2 separate regions of the Homo sapiens genome follow, and region 1 is linked to region 2. The links are chromatin contacts, found by Hi-C or POLR2A ChIA-PET in ENCODE. All regions are on one chromosome and are shown on one strand. Each heading gives the region's core, a stretch centred on a gene start or an enhancer-like site at or near the end of the contact. The rest is flanking DNA. Distances are from core to core; before and after follow the strand shown. Region 1 holds the start of LINC02518 (long intergenic non-protein coding RNA 2518). Region 2 overlaps LOC107986637 (a long non-coding RNA gene).

Evidence for each region. Hi-C counts contacts between places; a loop is a spot of excess contacts on that map. ChIA-PET counts read pairs that join two places held with the same protein, here RNA polymerase II (POLR2A). Pooled maps may share reads with other maps.
Region 1: a map of Caco-2 shows a loop between it and region 2 (8-fold over the local background). The contact joins the promoter of LINC02518 here to the enhancer-like site in region 2. A Hi-C loop is called at or near these places in 2 of 168 maps with a recorded cell type or tissue (Caco-2 and PC-9) and 2 of 50 pooled maps. POLR2A ChIA-PET finds 5 or more read pairs at or near these places in 5 of 52 experiments (A549, HCT116, HEK293 and 2 more).

Annotation. Positions count from the first base shown.
Region 1 is chr6:113,431,015-113,434,709 of GRCh38, reverse strand. LINC02518 (long intergenic non-protein coding RNA 2518) reads left to right here and starts at 1,263. Exons shown (of 2, transcript NR_149098.1): 1 at 1,263-1,373.
Region 2 is chr6:113,349,813-113,353,531 of GRCh38, reverse strand. All of the region lies in intron 3 of LOC107986637 (a long non-coding RNA gene), which reads left to right. Among named protein-coding and RNA genes, the nearest start is that of LINC02518, 82 kb to the left of the region's middle. Within about 2 kb of position 1,356, at least 7 of the 41 ENCODE cell types and tissues checked have a DNase peak (open chromatin) inside an H3K27ac peak, as active enhancers do; they include HCT116 and PC-9, where a contact is called at or near this core.

The DNA of each region.
Region 1 (3,695 bases), core at 14-2,513, 81 kb before region 2:
AATAATGGTTGTGTCATCATGACAAACAACTGACATAGTTGAGGCCAGTCGAAGGCCCAGAGCAACCCTGGTCCTGTAGTCAGAGACGACTTATGAAAATAAATGAATCTGGCTCATTGACTTGAGTTCTTGTACCCAAACTGGAAAGGTGTGGTACCTGACACAGGAACAAAGTCTGTCTGAAATCAGCTGTCCGGGATGTCATTTTCTCTAGTGCAGAGACTCGATTGCCTAAATTGGTAGCAGAGGTGGATGTTTCCTAACATGATCTTCCTTGGCCAACAGTGACTGACATCTGAGGTAGGTCTTACCTCTACCTTGGGGGCTCACTGCTTCACTGGTACCATATAATGGTGGCAGTTTAACAGTAATCTTAGTAGGTCTTTTTGGACATTTTAAAGCCACTGCTCCAAAGCATAAGCCAGGCAAAAAAATTGATTTCCCTCATCCAGATGTCCCCATTGTCCAACATAGGTGAGACATTTTTTAAAAAGGCATCTCCAGAAGGCGATTTTTGATCCCTCTCCAGATAAGAGGTTCAAGCCAGCTTTTTCTTATTGTGGGACATCAAAATTTACTATATGACCTGAAATCCTCCCAGGTGATTTAATTCATTCATAGGTTCTAGGAGAGAAGATGAAACTTTCATTTATCCCCATGCTACACACTGACCAATACTGCTTCACCAAACTTTTATCAGTCTTGTTGCATTTTATCTGTTTACACGAGATCCATAGTGCTTTCTCATCCCCACAGTAAACACTGAATTCTGTTTATAACAGAAGGGCAGGATCTGTGGGGAGCATCCGCAAAGTGCTCCAGGCTCCTTTTTCCCTTTTCTCAGAGACACCAGGAATGTGCCTTTGCACTGTTTTGCCAGCATCCTTAAATCATGATTAATTTAAAGCCTTTTCTCTCCTTGGTGAGGCCTGACACAAGCAACTGCTTCTCTGTCACATTGATTTTTCTGTCCTTGCAGATTCAGAGCCAGGGTTGAGTCCTCCTCACAGGGCGAGTTCTCTGACAAGGAAGTTTTGCAACCTAATTTACAGCTGGAGCCAAGCTTGTCAGTGAGTGCCAGAGGGAAACTGTCGCAATCGGCAGGCAAAGTATGCATTTAATAGTATTTATCCAAGCCAGTTTGTGATTTCTTCACTCTCTCCAACAAATATGTTATTTGTAATAGCTATCTTCTCTCATCTAGGTGTTTGAAAAATGTCTCTAACGTGTGTGGGCTGGAATGCATTTTGTTTTTTCTGCAGGTATATTCATTTAACAAGGGGAGTCTCTGAGGAGCTATCAAAAACTGCTTGCCATCTTTCCAAATCATCTCTGTCTGCAGTGACCATGTCTTAATCCTGAAGGAAAACAAGGTAATCTTTTCAAATAAACATTTTCAAGGATGTTTAGAGGGAACCAAATTGCTGGCATGTAGAACCCCCTTCCAGTGCTTAAAAATAGATATATTGAGGGAGCAAAACTCCAGTGAGTTGGAGTGTTTGGAAGTATTTGATATGTTCAGATGACTAACAATAATAAGCTAAATTGCAAGCAATGATCTGAATTTGTGTGTGTGAATATGAGTGTGTATGTGTCAAAGAGACACTGAGTATCCTGTTTCTCAATGTTGTTGGTGGAAAATGAGGCGCAGAGGGGTTACACACTCCCAGTAGGTAAGCAAGTTGGTAAGGGACTTTGGCAATATTTGACCCTAAGCCCATTAGATTTCACTGGGCTAACCTGACTCTGGGGAGAGTAAATATGAGATGAAGAAACATTTGATCATTAAATAAAAAGGAAGCACTGAAAGAAAAGCAATTGGTTGCATAAAACTTATTAATGCAATACTTCTGCTCTCAAGGAAGTTGACATGCAATAGAAAGAGAACATGTAGAGTATGGATTGAATAAACCAAAAATTATGTAGATGATGTAATTACTATAATTAAATCAAAACAGATTGTGTATGCTGGAACTTATTGTATTACTCACAACATAATTTTGTATAACTTTTTTTTAAACCTGTCTCTTTTCCTTTCTGGTCTGTGGGTTTCTGAAGGACAAACCTCTTTTGGCAGTTGGGCCTGAAGCCCCAGAACTTATGCTGGTCCTGGCACCAATGAGGACAGAAATGATTGAGCACATGAATTTGGTATTGAGTTTGACATTATTGTGCTTCATTTTTTGTGGGCCTGGGATGTTTTCTACGTAATTCGTTTATCATTTATTGTTTAAGGTGTCTGCATACTCAAAATATCTTTTTAATGTCCTCCGCCTATACATGACATAAATACTTTATTAACTTTGTTTAAAAAATCTTATCACAGTGCCATCCAACAGGAATATAATGTGAGCCATGTGTAATTTAAGATTTACTAATAGCCATATTAAAAAAGGAAGAAGAAACTGGTGAAATTAATTTTTAATAATGTTTTATTTAGCTATATTCAAAACATTATCATTTTAACATGCAAATATAAATTTATTAATATCTCTTACATTATTTTTTCTAGTAACTTTTTAAAATCTAGTTGGTATTTTATATTTAATGCACATTTTAATTCAGCCCTCAAACTTAATTGCAGACCATTGTATTTCAGTGCTCAATGAGCACATGTGGCCACCGTGTCAGCACATTTCAATAGTTCGCAGGTCAATGTAGAGGACATTTTCCCCCCACTTAGCATTTCATCCCTGTTATTATGCCCACTGAGTGCCGTAGTATGGAAAAAACATGTGTAGCCTAGTAGCACAAATGTAAACTGGGGTGACTAACATCCTAGTTTGCCTGAAGTGGAGAAGTTTTCTGGGACAAAAGACTTGCAATGTTAAAACCAGGACAGTCCTGATAAAGCAGAATGGTTGGTATCCCGCAAGTAAACTATGTTGGTCCAAACAATATATCCCCTCCATCACTGTGATTTGTTTTGACCTAAAGCATAGAAACCTGGCTGCCAATTATGGGATTTTTTTGGGAAGCCACTGGGAGAAAGAACCTTACTTTCTGCTGTGGTTATTATCAGCTAACCTTTATATCATGTGGGGAGAACCTGTTTGAAAGTATTACCTACTTTGGAGGAAATCACAATGAGAAAGAAACTGAGTTTTGGTGACTTATTTTTCAGTTCTTGGACACTGTCGTGTCTGAACCTATCCTATTTTTGGACTTTTCAGTGAATTAATACATTCTTTACACCTGTCTCCATATTGTTTGTTTAAACAGTTAAGGTTGCATTTCCATCATGTGAAACTGGGATAGTTCTAACTAATAGGTTTAGAAAAAAAAAAAAAAAAGAGTACAAGAAATCTAGTTGGAATTCTTTAGGTTCATAAGAAACATAATCAGGCTGTCTATTTTATTTTAACACAGCCTCCTCAAGCTACTGTTGAGTATGTATGTGGTGCTGCCTAGGAACAGTAGGTATTTTTGTGGAGCAAGGGATTGCAGACGGTGAAGTAGCTGCATACTGGCAATAACCTATGAATCTGTGGGGATTCTGAAGAGTAGGAAGCAATGAGACCTGCTGTCTTTCCTTTATTGTCCCTTCCTCTATTGCTCTCAGACTGTTGTGCTTTGCTTGTGTTGTGGGTGTTTTGCTCTGCCATAATGGCTCTCATGATGAACTATAAGCTTCATTCTAGGTCCTGGGACAATCTACAGTTCATGAGATTCTCACCTATGGGTTAGGGACCCTT
Region 2 (3,719 bases), core at 107-2,606:
TAGATCAGCATTCGATTAAATTACTGGGAAAAATGTGTGTGTGTCAGGGGCTGGGAAGCTTGGAGGTCTCTTAGAATTCTGTCTACCCCCTGACCTCACTGCAAAATGGTGGGTGTTAGTGTAGAAAAAAAAAAAAGGTAATAGTTTTTCCTCATGCATCACAAGGTTTATGGCTGAGACCCCTATAACAAAAGACAGATTAACAAAAGAAAAGCATATATATTTATTTAATACAAATTTTATGTGACATGGTAGCCTTCAGAAATAAAGACCCAAAGAAACAGGGAAAACTATATTTTTATGGACAGTCACGCAGAGAGGTATGATTAGAGAACAAAAGAGTATGATCTAATGGTAATAAACTGGGGGGACTTAAGAAGGCCGCTTTGTCCCAATGCTTCTTAATATCTCTGTGACATTCCTTTTTCCAGGAATACAGAGGACTCCTCTGGAATGAGAGGTTTATGACCTATTTTCAGGGGAGGTTTTATGGCCTGCTTCGGGGGCAAAGGTACAAGTGGAATTCTTTCTATATCCTACTTCTGCTGTTTCCTCACATGCTAGGGTGCCATATTTTTGTGTAGCATGTCCTGAACTCTGTTGTTATTTCAGTTTGCCTATGGCAGGATTGATGAGGTAGGGCCTGTTCTAGAGTAAGTGGCTCTCCTGGGTAAGAACTGGAATTATTAGGAGGGGTATCTTTTGAGGACATTTGTGATGGGTTTGCTCAGTGACTGGTGAGACCCTAGTTGTGTGCTCCCAAGCTGGATTCTCTATGAGTAACACTGAAATTATTGAATCCCTTAAATTCCTAGAGGGTTACTGCATTAGTCAGAGTCCTGGCAAGAAGCAGACAAAATTTTCAAACTGGGTAACTGAAGAGAGTTTAATAAAGGGTTATTTTTTTATTTAGGTGTGGGCAGAGTGTAGGAAGCCAACAAGGGATCGTTATTTCTCCTAGGCTGAAAAGGGGAAGGGGAGAGTGGGACTGGGAATCTGGAGAGGGGAGTTGTGTGGAAAGGGCTCTGACAGGAGCTATAGCCTTTGGTAGAAAGATGCCACCAGTCCATGGAAACTAGGCAGGAAAGTAAAGGGAAACAAATAGCCTAGTCTCTTCCTTTAATCCTCTTATCTCTTGCCAAGAGGGCAAAAGAGCCTGTTTGTCCAGTCCTCAGAGGTCAGCTTCATGGGGCAAGAACAGGGTGGAGAAAGGTAGGGAGGAGATCTAGAAAGGCAAACAAAAAGATAGGTAGCATGATTACTAAAGACATATTTCTTGGCTGTGGTCAGGGTCACAGCTTCCGTTGTGACTCACAGATGAAGTCTCTTTATCTGTGCTTCATAGAGTGTTTTAGTTAGCTTGGTTATAACTCTATCCCACTATGCAATATCATTAACATATATGTCTGTCATTCCCGCTATTTTGTGAGCTTCCTGAGAGCAAGGGCCATGCCTTATTCATCTTTATACATGCAGTGTCTATGTGCTTGGCCCACAGTAGATGATTAATGAATGCTTGTGGGATTATGAAGATATGAAGTCAATGGTGAACAATTATTAAAGTCCTACAAGTAAATTGGGTAATAGGGGCATAAGCAAATGCACAACACTCTTACTGCTCTCTAAGATGTTCTATTACATATTGGCTGATGGAGTTAGAAGATACACTTACCATTGCTGCAACAAATCTCCTGATACTATGAAAATTTGATGTTCTATTTTCATTTTCTACTTAAAGGTCATTAATTTCAGGTTGTACTACACGTTTCATTTAATGAGCACTAGAATCTATCAACAGAGAAGGAGGAACAGCAAATGCAGGGCAAATGAGACAGCTCAGAGCCACTAGTCATCAAACTCAGTTGGCTGTCTGCAGAGTGCAATGACTTTGGGATAAGACGTGATGCTTTACCTTCCTGCCATTGTCACATGTGGTTCTTGTTGCCAAACAGGGAGTAGAGTGTGCTAAGTCTATGAAAAAACTGTTTTCTTCTGTTTTACTTTTTGACATTTTCAAAGCACTAGATAAGGATAAATGTGGTCAGCTTGATGTATGATTGTTTTGGTTCACGTAGAATCATATGCTGAAGAATCACAGGGACTGACAGGGGAAAAATGTAAATGTCATAGTTTTGCTAATTACTTTAGCATGTGTTTCTTCCACATGTCTGAAAGCAAATGTAATTGAGGGTTGTGGTTTCTGGGGCATGGCCAAAAGTACAATGTGACTAACAACTGAGGAAAATATCATGGTTTATCATGTGGTAGAGGATCTGTTATCGTTTTCTTCCCCTCCCCCACAAAGTAAAGATTTTTCCAATATTTAAGGATGTTACTGGAGTATGAAAGAAGAATTATACAAATTGAATCCTGGGATTGGTATTTTTATCGGGTAAGAAAAAAAACATATAAAATGCAGTTTTAAGTTCAGTGGCTGTTCCATTCCATCCTAGAGGTTTCTATTGCAAAAAGTGGATTTGCAAACAAGAAAACAGCTCTTTCAATTCTTTAAACATTTCAACGATGATAAGGGTCTTTCTCAAGCAAATAAATCTCAGGAAATTCAAATACTAGTATGAAACCATAATCTCCCTTCACCTTGTTGCTTCAAAGCCTAGTAACTCTATTGAGAACTCCTGAAAACCAGTGGGTGATCTGACCCCAAGGCTTCATATACTATTTCTTATTTTTATCACAGGAATTTCACAATTTAAAGGCAAGGTTAAAAAACAGTCTATTTTCTCTCTTAAGCAAGTGATCAGGTTGCTTTGTGAACAAAGCAAAAGGCTGAGCTCACATGGAACACTTTTGAAATCTTCCTGGTTTGGGATGGACTGCAAATGCTATTAGTATATTTCCTGGTATTTTAGATGCCTATGAATTGCACCGTAATGAAATCTTTGAATAACAAGCATCTGGTAGCCAGAGCCCACAAAGACTTTCCTATATTATGCAGAACCTTCTGCTACTTTTGAGGCTGTTCTCTTGGTCTTTTAGACTATATCTTTTTCCCTTTATTTCCCCACATGTTTGGGAGTCACAAGTATTTTTGTCACATTTATCACTGACTGTACATAGGTGACTAAACTGGTCATCTGCAGGTCCAGCAGGTTGTGAGAAGAAACTGGGTGATGTATATTCCCCTTTCTCTCCCATATCAAACACCACACCCTCATCCCTGCCCACTAGCCCTATAACTGCTGACTATAAGCTGCAGAAGCAAATGGAAAGTCTATTCTACCAGTGGATTGAGGGGTGTTGGGACTCAGAAAACAATAACCCAAATGAAGGCTTCAGAAGCAGCCTCAGAAGCAAAAGATTTTCTCTGACCTTCTCCTGCCCTCCTGTTTCATAGTCCCACTCTCCCTGGAGGACTATCATAGAAACTAGAATCTCTTTTCTGCGAGGCAAGTCATAGAAGCCAGAACCGCTTTTCCCCAAAGCCAACCATAAAAACCTAAAAATATTACTTTAACTCCCTCCTGACATCTTTCTGTGTAAAAACTGGCCATAATTTATCTGATATACCTTGTTTGACTGTAGGTCATAAGACCCCCATTCCAGAGATGGTCCTGCCTCATACCTAGAAGGAAGAAATACATGCTCAAAGGGGCCAAGAAGAATACAGACAGACAGGCCTTGCTGGCTTTCCTCACTCGATCTATTAGCATGAGATCATACCCTTCTTGTCCAATCATATTTCTACACAATCATCCATA